2 separate regions of the Homo sapiens genome follow, and region 2 is linked to region 1. The links are chromatin loops, found by intact Hi-C in ENCODE. Cell type or tissue: A673. All regions are shown on one strand.

Region 1 (8,000 bases):
GCCTCCCAAAGTATTGGGATTACAGGCATGAGCCACTGCACCCGGCCTCAATCTTCATTTTTTTCTCATATTATCAAACTAATTTTAATACCTGCTAAAATTCATACTTAATAGGAAGACAATCTATAATTAAAATCGTCCCTGTTGATTGGAAAGCAAAGACTTATTGACACTGAATTTCCGATGTCTTGTATAGCGCTAGGCACAGAATGGCATTCAGTGTTTTGGAAATGAGTGAATGAATGGTCTGCCTCTTGTCTTTGATAACACTGACTAACATGTTAGGCAGAAACAGGCATCCATCTTTATTTTAAAATAAGCTCAAAGTCATAACACATGGCAATATATGCTACACTTTCCACAAATTCATATTGATTACATTTACTTTTGCAAAAAATGAAAGCACAGTCTATGAAGGCAGCTTATCACTCCCTTTTCTGCATTCCCACAGTAGGATGTAGCCCCTTCTGCTATTAAAGAAAGCAAAACTTATACCGTGATTTCCTTTTGCTTCCCACACTGGACAGTAACCTTCAGATTGCCTACATTATGTTAGACCCCAAGAACACAGTGCAGAGCCACACACGCAGTGGGCACTAAAAGTCTGACACATACGTGAGCAGGATGGGTAGATGGATGGCTTAATAAGTAGAAGCAGTATCTTTTTAACAGCCATTTTACACTCAACCAAATAATCTACTTACCGAGCAGGAGATTATATCATATGGGAAATAAGGACATATAGAAAACCAAGTGACACTTTTTTTTTTTTTGAGGCAGAGTTTCACTCTTGTCGCCCAGGCTTGAGTGCAATGTCGTGATCTCTGCTCACTGCAACCTCCACCTCCCAGGTTCAAGCGATTCTCTTGCCTCAGCCTCCCAAGTAGCTGGGATTACAGGCGCATGACACCACGCACAGCTAATTTTTATATTTTTAGTGGAAATGATTTTTTGCCATGTTGGCCAGGCTGGTCTAAAACTCCTGACCGCAGGAGATCCACCCACCCGGCCTCCCAAAGTGCTGGAATTACAAGTGTGAGCCACCGCGCCCAACCCCCGAGTGACAATTTCAAAGAGGCATGGGATATGGATTTAAAAAGAAGCATGAAAGTTAACTCTCAAAAAGGCTCCTGAATAACAGGATTTTTTTCCTAGATTCAACATTACCCAAAAGGAAAAAAATTTAAATTAGTCAGTTAATTATGTTTTAAATATCAGTTACTTCTGAAATATCTATCAAAAAAGCAATTCTTATCTTAAACAATCATGAAATTTCAGGTATGGTAGTCTCTGGAGATGTGTGAGGAGAGAAGACTTCATAAAGCACTTTGAAGTCACCCCAAATGTGCCTACCTAAATGTTTCAAGATTATTCAATTTACAGACTGGCTAGCAAAGGCACAGTCTCCCATGACAGGTCTCGGCCTTTCTTCCCCCCAGAGATATACATGATATAACATTCACTTCTACGAAACACTAGGATAAACAAATCCAGATTCTAATGAACCACTATAAAAAAAAATGTTCAGGGAAATACACACATATGTAATTTCCACTGTGATTAAAGACTTATCAGTAAGATCAAGCAACTGCAATTTATACAAAATGCCCACCATGACAGTTGCAGCTCCATCCCTTCATGTCAGAATGCAAGTGAAAGTAGCATTTTAGGGTTGAACGTAAATCCACTCTCGTTTATACGTAGATATCTTAAAATAAGTCATCTGCAAACTTCTTTAGGTTATCAGTAGCTGTTAATACCTCACAGCTGAGTTTAACACAACACTGTGTTGACACCATAGTTGGAAGCCACTGGTCTCCTTCATATCTCAGTGAAACTGAAACTAGTTATCAAATTACAACCAATTTTACTACATTTGCCAAATTCAATGGCGTTAGGAGCAGACAATCTTCAAAGATTAGGCACAAGTGAAAGCAAGCAGAAGAGGCAGGTTTGGCTCTGGTCAAGTGAGGTGCTGAGCTAGCTGTCTTTGTGGCATGATTTGAAAAGCAAATAAAGGGGGCATGGCCTGTCTCTCAATAGCCCCACTATCACCACATGGTGCTATGCTTTCATCCTGTCTTTATTACTTGCCTGTATTATAAATGAAAGGTGAGAGCAATGCCTTTAGAAAGTCACTGTTAAAACGCGTCTGCTATCTAGGTTTTACAGACTTCTACTTATAGACCAGATTAGGCGTTTGACAACTTGAAACTGCCTAAGTTCTGGGAAAAAATAACAAGGGAATTTCAATGGGAAAGGCATGAGAACTAAGAGCATCATGACTGGCAATCCTCACCCTCCCAAAGGGTATCTCGGGATGCTAAACTGGGCCCACCTATGAAAGACTTCTGAGTTCCAAGTTGGCATGAGGACACAGAAGGGCAAGCAAGAGTACCAAGGAAGAGAGCACAAGATGCTGGAGGTTCCATGGAAGAAGTCAGTCAAGATCAACCTTTGTTCACTTCTCCATTTTCAAGGGACTCCAATAGACTGACCTGGATTTAAAGGTAGACTCCTAGGATGGAGGAGGACCTAGAAACTGGCCGGGCATGGTGGCTCACACTTGTAATCCCAGCACTTTGGGAGGCCGAGGTGGGTGGATCACCTGAGGTCAGGAGTTCAAGACCAGCCTGGTCAATATGGTGAAACCCCATCTCTACTAAAAATACACACACACACAAAAATTAGCCAGGCATGGTGGCAAATGCCTGTAGTCCCAGCTACTTGGGAGGCTGAGGTGGAAGAATGGCTTGAATCCAGGAGGCGGAGCTTGCAATGAGCCAAGATCACACCACTGGGCTCCAGCCTGGGCAACAAGAGCAAAACTTTGTCCCCCACCTCCAAAAAAAAAGCAAACAAAAACATGCTGGGTGAGGAATAGCTAGAAGACTTAAGAACAAGAAAGCTGGCCGGCCGCAGTGGCTCACGCCTGTAATCCCAGCACTTTGGGAGGCCAAGGCAGGTGGATCACTTGAGGTCAGGAGTTCAAGACCAGCTTGACCAACATAGTGAAACCCATCTCTACTAAAAATACAAAAAAATTAGCCAGGCATGGTGGCGCATGCCTGTAGTCCCAGTTACTGGGGAGACTGAGGCACAAGAATCGTTTGAACTTCAGGAGCCGGAGGTTGCAGTGAGCCAAGATCGTGCCACTGCACTCCAGCCTGGGCAACAGAGTGAAACTGTCTTAAAAAAAAAATGAAAAAAAAAAAAAAAGAAAGCTGTTTTTAATAGCAAATGAGCTCTCTGGAGGCAAACAGGTAAGACTTATTCTATGGAATTCTGTAGGACAATGCTAAGAACAAGTAATATATATTCAAAGCATCAGATTGTAATCAAGAATAAGAAAATATTTCTTCAAAGCAGACTTGTCCAGGATGGAGTGAGAGGTATATGGAATAGGGAGCTGCCTCTCACTAGATGTGTACATGCAGGGGCGGGATTCTATCCATCAGAGAGGCTGGAGAGGGAGTTCCACATTAGAGATAGCCTAAGCTAGAATTCTGGTGTACCTTCCAATTCTGGGAGTCTCATTTGTAGGCCTAAATTCAGGCATGAGCAAGTGTAAGAGATCAAAGGTCTCCCCTACATCCCCCAATCCTTCTCCCCAGCAAATAGAGGGTTCTGAGCCAGACAGAAAATTAGATTTCCATGGTTCCTTCCAGCTTCAAAATGCCATAATTTTAGGCTTAGACTATTCTTCAGCACACATAAAGTTCACATTTACAACAAAAATAAATAAGAATCATCTATTCTCTCCATTCAGAAGATTCCCATAAACCATCCCAATGTTAAATGCCCCTAACTGGTTAAATTTTTTTAAAAATCACCTAATTCTCTGATGCTTCTAAATATTTTCTCTTCTTTAGTTGACTGGGGTGATGAACAACTTCTGAGTATGATCCACTACAGAAAGAGACTTTCTAATATTTGAAGCCTCTAGTTAAATCACCACTCACCCTTTTTTGTTCAGACTGAATAATCTCTCACTTCCTGTCACAATTTATTTAAAGTCCTTTAATCATCTTGGGGACTGTTTTGTAAAACATACTCCAAAATTTAACACATCCGTTTCTGGAAGGGCACGTGGAACGAGATAGAGTACTCAGGGAGAATTCTGACCAGAGGCGAGGACAACAGAGATTCCCTCCTGGTTGCTGAATGCAAATCAACAGAAGCTAACAGTGAGATTTTATGTAGGAAACTATAGTTTCCTTAGTCTTCAACTCTTTGAAATGAAAGTATTTCTGTGTTAGTGAGACAAAGTATATCCCGGCCCATGTGAGAGACTGGAAATATTCATTCAGAACAAAAATAAAATGGAGCTTGGAAAGGCCCAGCTGGCTTTCTTTAACCAGAAGTCATACAACCACATCTGGGGTAGCGCAGCTTTAGCGGTCTTCTGTAAGGATGGGACTAAGAGCAAGTGCCTCACTATACTGCCACTCTGTTGGTGTGGAGTCCAGTACTGAGCTTTTCTAAAAACACTCACCATGCAGACATGCCATCAGGAGAGGTGACTCATGAGCAGCCTGTACTCGTGATGGGCCTGAAGATTTTTTATTGGTATATACACAGTAAGTTATCACCTATCGGGGTGTACAGTATGTTTTAATCTCTGTTCTAATTCCTAATCTTATACATTTTTATTCATTTGAATTTGCACATTGTGAAGACTAATATGGGCCTCCCATATGCTTGTCAAATGGCTCTCCCCTCAATTTAGTATCATCACCTGTCTTCCTGAGAAAGAAACCATCACTCACCTTTGAGGAAATCAACCTATACACCTTGTGACAATAATCCATTAAAAGTCAAGCACTCCCTATGGGAAGGCCACTTCTGCCAGTTATGCTTCTGCATGCTGGCTACCGAGCAAAATCCATATAATGCCAGTTAATAAAATACAGCACTTCAAAAACTCACAGGAAAACACACTTCTACAAAGACTGGAGCTTACAAGTCAAGACTCATCAGACATTTGTGTACTGATCACGATTTAAGATTGACAAAATTTCAAAACATAAAGGAACCCCATAATTTAGAAATTTAAATCCATCTTATCCTTTGTTATTTCATTCCTGTAACAACTATGTATCAAATGCCTATTCTACAGCAGGCCCTGTGCTAGAGCTAAAGACACAAAAGTAGATAGAACTTCTGTCTCTAGGACTTTCCACCTCCTGGGGAGGAGAGGCAGACAAGGAAACAAGTCATCACAGCAACATGCTCTTATCAAGGTGTCCTCTGTGAGAAGGAAGAGGCTCAATTCCTTTATTCTAAGTGAAGGTGTCAGGAGATGCAGGTCTCAAAGGAGGTAACTTCTGAACTGAAGCTCGAAAGAAGAGAACTGAATGATCAGGAGAACATTTGTTATCCCAATAATCAGGCCCAGCAGAACAGGAATGTGTGTAACTTTAATAGCATTAAATATACATGAACCAACAATGCCAGATTTATCATTTTTTAAAATCAAATTCCTTTGTAAAAAGCAAACAAAAAATAAAACAAACTTGAATTCCTGACTCAGGTTCCATCTTTTTAAGAATATATCTTGCTTTTAATTTAACTTGATAAAACAGCATAACTTACAAGATGTTTTAAAAACAAATGTCAACGGATGGCTCAAAGCCCACTTGTGAGAATCTAAGGAGACAGCAGCGTTAGTGCCACCTTTTTCTTAACTTTTCATAGCCCATGTATCTTTCCACTGGATGGCATCCAATGACATTTTGGGGGCCAGAGAAGGGAAGGAGGTCATGTTGGAGAAGGCAGCATTTCTGGATTACAGAAGCATTATAGGAAATGATATATTGAGATGTAAACAGGGAAAGAGGTTTTTTCCAATTTGTTCTTTTTCATGAAATTTACCAGGTCATTTTATCTTCAAGTCCAAATCTAGACAATAACTAAAATACACAAATCATCCAATAATCAAACACTCAGTGATTAACATATTTTTTCTCATTTGTCAGAAATTGACCAGCCTAAAGGGGAATACAATAAAAACTGAAAGACAGCTGTCAGGTTCAAGCAAATAAATTAAATTGAATAGAACTTAGCCTTTTACATTCAGCAGGGACAAAGTGAGTTCAAGTGACCGAACAGAACAGCTCTCATTCTAATTGTGTAACCTTATTAATGCCTCCTTCTCATACTCCATGCCCTGATTGGGCTGGAGAAAGAAGCACTCCAATTCGCCAGTCACCATACAGAACCAGTTACAAATGGAACTTAATATAATACACTCAAAATAAAAACAATTTAGAAGGCTTCAGGAGGCACATGAGAATTTTACAATATCCATCTCATTCAAAAGAATTTATTCAGTGCATTTAATAAGCAAGGCATTGAGCTAGGGACCAATAAGACAATGACCATTTTTTCCAAACTAAAACTCTGAATACAAATATTAACAATTTTATGCAACTTCCAAGTATATGCAGCAACCAAGACACATAGTTTAGACACTGACATACTAGAATTTCCAAAACATTCTGATATTACATAGAAAGAACTGGACATTTTAAATAAAAACTACTACTAATTCTTCCCCAAAGAAAGGAAAACTGGGACAATAAAATCACCACAGAAAGACTCTAAGTCTAAGAATCTTAGAGCTGATGAAAATTTTTTTAATTTAGCTCCATATAAATAAAACTCTCTCTTTGAACATCAACCATCATTCTTCCGGTTTCACAGTTGTCAAAAGTACCTGAAATTGACAAACATTGTAAACTAGTATGTCATAATATTGAGATAGCTTTTATAAATCCCTGATATCTATTTGTTTCCCTCTTTTGCAGACAGACACAAGCAAAATTTCCAGTTGCAAGAGACAGAAGTTCACAGACAGGTAGACCATTTTTTAAAATAGAGTCATAGTATATTTTGCTGTGAGACAAAAGCATGGATAAGGAAAACAAAAAGGACAGCAAAGTTCTATTCCTCTCTATGATGGTCTCAAAAAGAATCTACCTGAATTCCAAAAACATAGCATTTTAATAATTTATTGCCACTTTGTCAGTGAGGGCTTTTATTTTTTTAATATCTAAAGCTTCCACTACCCGAGTGCATATTTGTTAAAACGGATTTGAGATACCAGCAACTGGGCTAGGTCATAAAGTTGATAACCCATCTGATTTAAGCCATTATTCAGAACCCCTAACCATGGAGGAATACACAATTGTTATTTCACTTCTCATATGAAATATAATTGATGGATTCATATAAAAGATGGAATTATTGTAAAATAAAATGATTTTAAAATGCTGAAAATGTCAAGAGTACTAAAGACTTAATTTACAAACTGAAATCCTATTTCATTGCCTACATCAGTCCTACCTAATGACTGCTTTAAAAATAGGAATGCAACACCTCAGAATCACTGGCTGATATTTTCACCTGAGCCTGCTCTAGAAATTAACAAAATCATCAAATCTGAAGATTTTGTTTGTCAAACCAGAGCATCAGTGTGGGTCATTAAGTGGAGTTCAGAAAAACAGGCTTAAGACAACATCCTTCAAAATGAAAGTAAATAACATTCTTTTGCAGGAGAGTATACTATTCTATTTCTGTGTATATATTTACCTGAACAGAAAGCAATGTTTAACAGTATTTCTTTATAAACCTCAGGCCAAGGTCAGACTAAATTATAATATTTATCACCAGAATTTGATGTCTGCTAAAAACAGAAATATAAAAAGCTTCCTCTCCTAATCAAACTATTTTACATAGTTAATTATTTAGTAAAACAAAATGCGAAATGAAATGTGAAGATATCTTAAATATACCAAAAGAAGTGGCCATTTTCTTTTTTTCTTTTTCTTTTTTTTTTTTTTAAGAGATATGGTCTTGCTATGTTGCCCAAGCTTCCACCTCAGCATCCCAAAGTGCTAGGATTATAGGTGTGAGCCACCACACCTGGCCAGTGGCAATTTTCAAAAATGTTTTCAAGCAAGAAAAGCCTCTTTAATAAAGAAAATAATGTGTTTACA
Region 2 (8,000 bases), 160 kb before region 1:
GTTTTAAATAACAGTTTAGCAAAGATGTCTTCCATCCAAATAATTTTAATTTTTCAATCAAAAAAATTCCTGATTTAGCTAAATTAATATAATAATAACCTCTCTGTTTTATATTTGGAATTTTGCATTTAAATATTTCATTAAGAAAAAAAAGAGCATGGTGGATCATGCTTGTAATCTTCACATTTTGGTAGGCCAAGGTAGGAGGATCACTTGAGGCCACGACTTTGAAACCAGTCTAGGCAGCAGAGCAAGACCTTGTCTCAACAAAAAAATTTAAAAATTAGCTGGGAATGGTGGTGGGTGCCTGTAGTCCCAGCTACCTGGGAGGCTGAGGCATTAGGATCACTTGAGCCCAGGCATTCGAGGCTGCTGTGAGCTATGACTACACCACTGAACTCCAGCCCGGGCAACAGAATGAGACCCTTTCTTAAAACAAATAAACAAACAAACAAACACAAAAACTACGCCCCCCCCACCCCGCCAGAAAAACAAACTAACAAAAAAAACCACGTTGTTAACAAATAGTTTGGAAGTTACTGAAATCAATCAACTTTATATTTTCAAAATCTTTTAATATACTATGGCTCTATTAAATATTTATGTTTTTATCAATAAGATTGTCTCCTTCAGTATTGCTTAAAATTGGCTCTTTTGAAACATGAACCTAAACGATGTATTTTCAAGGAAGTGAAACAACCACACCATTTGTTAATTTTTTCATTAAGATATCACAAAATTAATTGGGGTTAGGGAATTCTTCACTAAAGTGCAATGACTTTAGGTACACTTATTTTTAAAAGAAATAATACATCGTTTTGTATTTATGTATTCTTATAATCTGGCTTAAATATTTTCTAAAACATCTTCTTGAATTAAGTACAACATTTCTTCCTAACAATGTATGAAAGCTTTAAGTATTATGAGAATAACTTTTAGGATGACAACAATATAAAGAATATGTGTGCAAACCTAAACACAAAATTATACATATTGTAAAGTATTTAAGGGGAGCCTGTGGGTGACAATGGAGGTATCCTTCTTAATCTAAAAGAATATAAAGTCTAAGGACATGAAGTGTAAGTCTGGGGAAGGTGAGATGCTCAGTTGGCCAAGAATAGTGAGATAGGGAAAGGGAACAAAGCCTGCGGTAAGATTGTAAAGCCTGGCACTCACACAAATACCACTTACTATATGCCAGACAGCTATAAGAGCTTGACAGGTACTAACTCACTTAATCCCCACAACTCTAGGTAGACACTGAAACACAGTATACGTAACTTGAACAGTCACAGAGCTGGGAGGTGACAGAGCTGGGTTGAATCCAGGCACTATGGCTATAAAGGGGTGTACTTTGTGAAATCCATGTTCAGGGGGAAGTCAGAGGACTAAGGTAAGACTTAAAGTCCCGAAAAATATTTGGAGACATAACAAAGATCTAAGATAATCTATAATGCTAGAAAGAAAAGGTGTAAATGCCTTGAAAACAAATCCTAAAACAAAGACTAAAGAAAAGAAACAAAGAATTTTTGGAAGAAGAAGCTGGAATGACATCATCTTTGTTTCTGAAGCTATAGAAACTGGAAGGGGCCTGTAAAAGAAAAAACGTTTTACTTCTGAGAAATTAAAGGGAAGACTAAAGTTGACAGCTTGAATTAGAACTTAGGGGCTGACCTGTGGTAGACTTCTGGGAAAGAGTAATAGCCAACTATAATTGAATGAAATCAGAGAAAAGGGATCACCAGGTAATTCTTGTACCTTGTTAGCTGATGCATTTTATCAATGAGCAAATGGAGGCATAGGGAGTTGAAGTGATTTGCTCCAAGATTATTCCAGCTGGTCAGTGGCAGGTCCACCATTCCTTTCAACATACTACCTGATTTGGTTTTAGCCTTAATGTTTCTTCCAGCTGCAATGCTGTATTATAACTCTATTAGAATGTTGGTGAAAAAAGGAGCATCTAAGGAGTCCAAAGGGACTTAAAGCTATCTACGATACATGCATATTAATTCTTTGTAATTCTGCAGCTGTATACCATATTAAAAGATGTGTATGCCTGAGTCTGTCCTATATTGTTGATGAGAAAGAAGCAGGTAGAAAGTAGTGCTCTTTGGTGTATGAAACATCTTCTATTTTCAAATGGAGAGGAATTGCCAGTAAGAAACCTCAGTATAGGAGTGGAGTAGTTTGCTCTTTAGGCATAAATACAATGATTTTGATTCTACCACACAGAGGAGTTAAGTTTAAGAAACTGAAAACATTCTATTTTATTCCATTTTCCACAGGAAATACAGAATGGATATCTCTAGTACACTCCCATCAGCATTATATGGTCTCCACAAAACCTTACTCCCTCAAGTCTGAAGACATTTAAAAATAATTACGGGAGAAGATGAGGGAAACTTTCCCAGCAGTTAAACAGGGGTAGTCATGGAAGGCACAAACATCACGCCTCTCAGGTTATTACCTCTGTCCCGCTGCCAAACATGATGTAAGAAAGCAGAAGTGAGCTCTGGGTCAAGGACAAAATGAGCAGTACATTAAGGGATTGCTTTATTTAAAGGTCAGTAGGAAAAGGTCAGTTATTATGTGATCTACAGGGTTTTTGTGAGTAGAAAAACTCATGTCTATTGCTGAAGAATAACTGTTAAATGTATTAGTGTATACAAACATTAAATTTTAATACAGCCAACAGAAATTAAATTGCAAAAGCAACAATAACGTGCTGCAGAAGTAAAGTCATCACCTTCTCCATTGTTATTCGGAAGGAAATAGATGACAAACAAAGAAGGGTCGGGGGACCTGGTGCAGAGAATCCACAAGAGCATCTAGAAGACCAGAGTTCTGGGCCTAGTTCAGCACTTTCCAGCTGTGAGTGGCAGTGCCTGACTGCTCCAAGCCTCCTAATCTGTAAGGCCAGTAGCTGGAGTAGTCTCTAATTCTCTTCCAAAAGTAAAATTATATGACTATTTAGAGCAGAAAATAGCACAGAAGAAAATCAAACATTCTTCAAAGTCAAGAATTTAGCAACAGAGATTTGTATGACCAATTATCAGACATATGGGGCAAATGACTAACCCTTGAGAACAATCAAGATAGAGAAAATCACAGAGAACTGTTTATTAAATTTTAATTACTGTGACTAAAATACAACTACTGTGAAGCCCCCCCAAAAAACCACAGTGAAATGTGACAAACACCAATAAAATGTGACCAATAAAATATCAATAGATATACGATATACTAGGATATTTTACTTAAAATTCCTAAATCCATTCCCTTTTCACCATGCTTTTTTCTATAGCCACAACATTATTCAAATTAAAAAGTAGTCAATTCACATATTATTCATATGAGAAGAATATAAAAGCATGCATATTTAAATAAGAAAATGTTTTTGTGAAACAGGCCTGCTATATTTTAAAGACAAAAGAAACACATGTAGGAGTGGAAGTTTCATTACGTTAACGACAGAAATCATTCTGGATATTGAAGTACTCACAAAAATAAAACTAGTGGTTTTAAAATGTTCAGGAATTCATCATATGGTGGGAAGTTAAATCACACAATAACAAAAGTTGAGGTTATCTCTTACTTTGACACAGAGGTGTTTTTAAAGGGTAGCAGGAGGAAACCCTGATTAGACTAATCAAGATATTCCCTTTGAAGTCATGTAACATATAGTTGGAGTAAGAAATGCATTCATAGAATGAAAACCAACAAGGGCTTTGAGATCACCTAGAATAACCTCTTCATGAATTACAGGAAGACATTGTCAGAACTGGCACAATCTCTCGGGATTCCTGATTCATAGTAGTCCTGTACTCTCATCACTTTTAGACAATAGTTTTCACTAATACTATTATTTTCACCCTCCTTTTCCTGTTAAGCTTGGGAAAAAAAGGGATTATTGTAGTTCAGTAATGTCAAGAAGATCCTAAACAAAACAACTATACTTTTACTTGGAACCAAAACAAATGTCAAACAACTCATATGAGTCAAATGAAAAGTGGAATTCAGGTGCTAAGAAAGTACATCAAACAAAGTAAGAAAAGGTTTATATAAATTCTATGAATTGAATTTTTGAATTTTCTATTATAAATTATTTTAATTGTTTCTGATTTACATCAGAAGGGCAAATATGAAGTAAGTACTGAATACATCAGCAAATCTTTGATATATCTTACCAGGAATGACTGTTGAATTAAGCACAAAAAAAAAACACAATTCCTATAACAATGACTATCATTATCCAGAGTACACTACTATATACCAAGAAATATTATTTTTTCTGTTTACTAAATATAAACATATATATCCATCCATTTACAGAAGGTTTCAGTGAATATATGTACATAGATCAATTTTAGTGGTAATAAGTGATATTTTTTGGTCACTGAGTTCCTACTACATATCAGTTATTACGTGAGGAGCTTTTCAACATTATCTCAAGTCTCACAGCACTGTAAAGTAGAAATTATTTCAATCACTTGCACAGAAGTTTAAATGAGGAGCATGTTAGGTAACTTGTGGGCAGGATTAGAGCCTATGTCTGTTTTATTCTAAAGCCAATGATCTTCTCACTAGGTGGCAAAGCATTACCCTTAAAACATGCCCATTACACATAAAATGCAGTTGTTATGTGAAAGAATCTAGAACACAAGCATGAATCCATGTTTCAGTTTTACTTTATATGCAAATATTCAGATTTTATTTGTCAGTAGCATGATGAATACTTAACAGTTTTAGCATTAGGCCTTGATTAATTAAGCAAAAAATCAAAATCTGCTCCAAAAAAGACTTACCTTTACATCTGAAATTTTTATTTAAAATCATGGTCATACTGCCCCTGAAAATAATGTATTCTATCTAACAAATATAGTCACACTGTCTCCCATTGACCTCTACTGGACAGACTTTTGGTACTGTGCTCCCAGAGTCCTTTGACCAATCAGGATACATATTTTGCTAAAACCCTTCCTCTCTTTGCCTTTACCATTCTAAATTGCATAATTATCCAGAGTAAGTCAACTCCGAAACCTCTAAAGGTCTATCCTCAAAAAGGCCATGTCTATTCCCATCATAATTTTACCACTGGTCCCTTTCTAGAAATAAGCATTTACATTTGTCATGACACCTAGACATCACTAAATCTAACATAAAACCCTCAAGTTGGTAAGTGTTCTTCACACAGCCCTCATATTAATGGAAGTGTTACTATTGCCCCTCTTGTCCTAATTCCTCAGATTCAATCCAACCACACATAAACCACCTCTGACAAATCCTTTCCTCATCTTCAAAACTAGCATTCCCTGGTCACTCTTAGTCAGCAGATAATTATTTCTATGACCCCTGGCTAACTCTCAATGATTCTTATTTTGTCTGTGGAACCTAAGTCTATTGGTCAAATCAACTGTTTCTTGTTATCACCAATCTTACAAATCCCTTCATCATATTTGACTCCCCACAATTTTCTTCTCTTTCTTGAACTATCTCTCGAACGATCACCCACTCCCCCTCCATTTCATCTCACTCTCATCGTAGAAAACAAAAGAGGTGTCCAGGTCATCACAAGTCCTCATGTAAGTGTAATATTGGTTCCTAGAGTGGTTCCTAGAGTGCTAGTTAAAGAAAATAGCTACAGAACTGAGCCTAGATTTCATCTACACTACTTTTAGGGAGAGGTTTGCCACCCTTTGGATACCATCCCAAGGAAATTATTACCTTGCTGAAAAAGTTAACTGAAAAACAGTGGGTTATCTACCCACTGCTGAAGCAATTCACTTTGTCCCTGGACACCACCACCACTGGTCTCAATTTGGTGATTCATCAAATTAATAGAAACTCAGCATGCTGTCTTCCATAACTGCATCATCCTAGACATGATCCTGGCTGCAGAAGGGGGACTTGTGTAATGGTTGGAAGCCATGCTGTCTCTTTGTCCCCAGCAATCTATCTGATGTTTAAAGAGGTGAAACAAGTAATTTGTCTCATCACTGCCATCAAGGTGACACCAGTGACTTCATGCTAAGAGCAACTGGACAATACTGAATGAATATGCTTCGTGCAGTACTTATTTCAGGGTAAATACTTAATAAATACAAATTCTAAAAATATTTTAAAATATTTGAATCAAGATAATTTGTCAATCTTAATGCCTATTCTTCCATGTCTAGAAGAAATGTTTTCTTACAATTTTTCACATCTAACTGACCCACTCCACCATCACTGTCCTAAATTTCTAATGTTTTACTGTATTAATTTCTGAAGAATCACTCAGGTCTACATTCAAATACAAACATACTCAAAACCTACATGTAAAATATTATTTATATGAAGTCACCTCCATACTGTTAGTGCAGATAGTTATAATCTGCACTTGTAGTACATCATTCTGTAGTCACCCAAAAATGATAGGACCATGATTAATGCACCCAAAGTTATATGTGCAAGTTGGCCAACATTAAGAACATGTGGTCACATCTAGCAGAGATGAGCAGAGGTGGAAACTGGGGACCTTCGAGGCATAGTACTAGGAAAACCTAATATCCCTGTTTATCTGGAACAGTCCTGGATTAAATGTGCTGTGGTAGTATAATTAGTAACAGCTTCCCTGTTTACTTTCAAAAGTGTACCAGTTTGAAGGATAAATTGTAGTATCATCCAATTTGGCACCCATAATTAACAAGTGGGTTCTACTCATGATCTAAGAATTGGTAAAAAGCTAAAACATAGCTATGGGTCACTAGGGAGCTAGCAAAAATCATAACTGAGACAAAAAAGGACAGACTGTGAAAATAAAACCACTCTCCTTGCAGGCCATTTTTAAAAGGCCTGCATGTGAATCCACATTTAACCTACTGCCTGTGGACATCTGACAGTTAAGTTGTATTTCCTATTATTTATAATTGTATGCCTTAAATTTATTCTGGAAGTTGACCTTCCCTGATAATTACTGAAATTTCTTATTTTGAATCAATAATTAGCATTATATCTTACTACAGTAACCCTGGTAATAGAGAATTCACCAACAATATTCTCATACTGGGAATTTGAGAGCTACCCATAACCTAAACTAATGGTAAATTAGGTTTACGGGTCATGATGATGTTAGGGTAATAAATACTGCTTTGGCCAGGCGCAGTGGCTCACACCTGTAATCCCAGCACTTTGGGGGGCCAAGGAGGGAGGAACACTTGTGGCCAGGAGTTCAAGACCATCCTAGGCAACATAGTGAGTCTCTACAAAAAAATAAAATTTAGCAGGGCATGGTGGTGTGCACCTCATTAGCACACTATATTACTACATAATAGTCCCAGCTACTTAGGAAGTTGATATGGGAGGGTCGCTTTAGCCCAGGAGTTCAGGGTTACCGTGAGCTATGATTGCACCACTACATTCCAGGTGAGTGACAAAGCAAGACCCTGTCTCTAAAAATAATAAAATAAAATAAAATAGAATAAGTGTTGCTTTGATAATTTTTTAAAAATATTTAAGAATGTTAAAATAATATTGGTAAGTACTTTTTTCCCCTTTACTAGCTTTTCATGAGAATTTTTTCAAATTGGTAGACCATCACAAGTTTATGATCACCATATTAAAATTAAAAAAATAACATACTAAGTATCTCGACTTTCACAGACTTTTACTGGGTATATTATGGGCATTTATAAATATGTTGATGGCTACTAAGTAGAAGGAATTTAACATCAGAAAAGATATCAAATACTCAATACTCTAAAAACCTGAGGATCCTTTTTAAAACAAGGTCTACAAAGGTAACATAACAAAGCTCAAATAAAATAATATATTTCAAAGAAATGAAATTTACATAACTTAGAATATAAAGGGAAAACAAAAGTGTTTTAAAATTTATTTTAGTAAAAATAAAGTGGAGGTTCCTCTGTTATGCGAATAGTTTTGTCAATTTTTAACTTTCCTCAAATAAGTATAATCTGGAATCTAAAAGCAGGATTTGATAAAAATACACAGAAAAGCCC

The links. A loop is a pair of places that touch in the nucleus more often than their neighbours do. Peaks named below come from ENCODE experiments on the same cell type or tissue, not always from the same donor. Only the 100,000 strongest peaks of a DNase experiment are listed, where the experiment ranks them.
Region 2: a loop joins it to region 1, with 3 times the contacts of the local background. A loop is called at or near these places in 50 of 110 quality-filtered maps.

Annotation. Positions count from the first base shown.
Region 1 is chr4:101,333,379-101,341,378 of GRCh38, forward strand. All of the region lies in intron 1 of PPP3CA (protein phosphatase 3 catalytic subunit alpha), which reads right to left. Among named protein-coding and RNA genes, the nearest start is that of MIR1255A, 7.0 kb to the left of the region's middle. In A673, no CTCF peak of the experiment used is centred here; a DNase peak (open chromatin) is centred at 4,033; H3K27ac peaks cover 1,407 bases.
Region 2 is chr4:101,173,620-101,181,619 of GRCh38, forward strand. The region is part of intron 2 of PPP3CA (protein phosphatase 3 catalytic subunit alpha); the gene reads right to left. Among named protein-coding and RNA genes, the nearest start is that of MIR8066, 63 kb to the right of the region's middle. In A673, no CTCF peak of the experiment used is centred here; no DNase peak of the experiment used is centred here.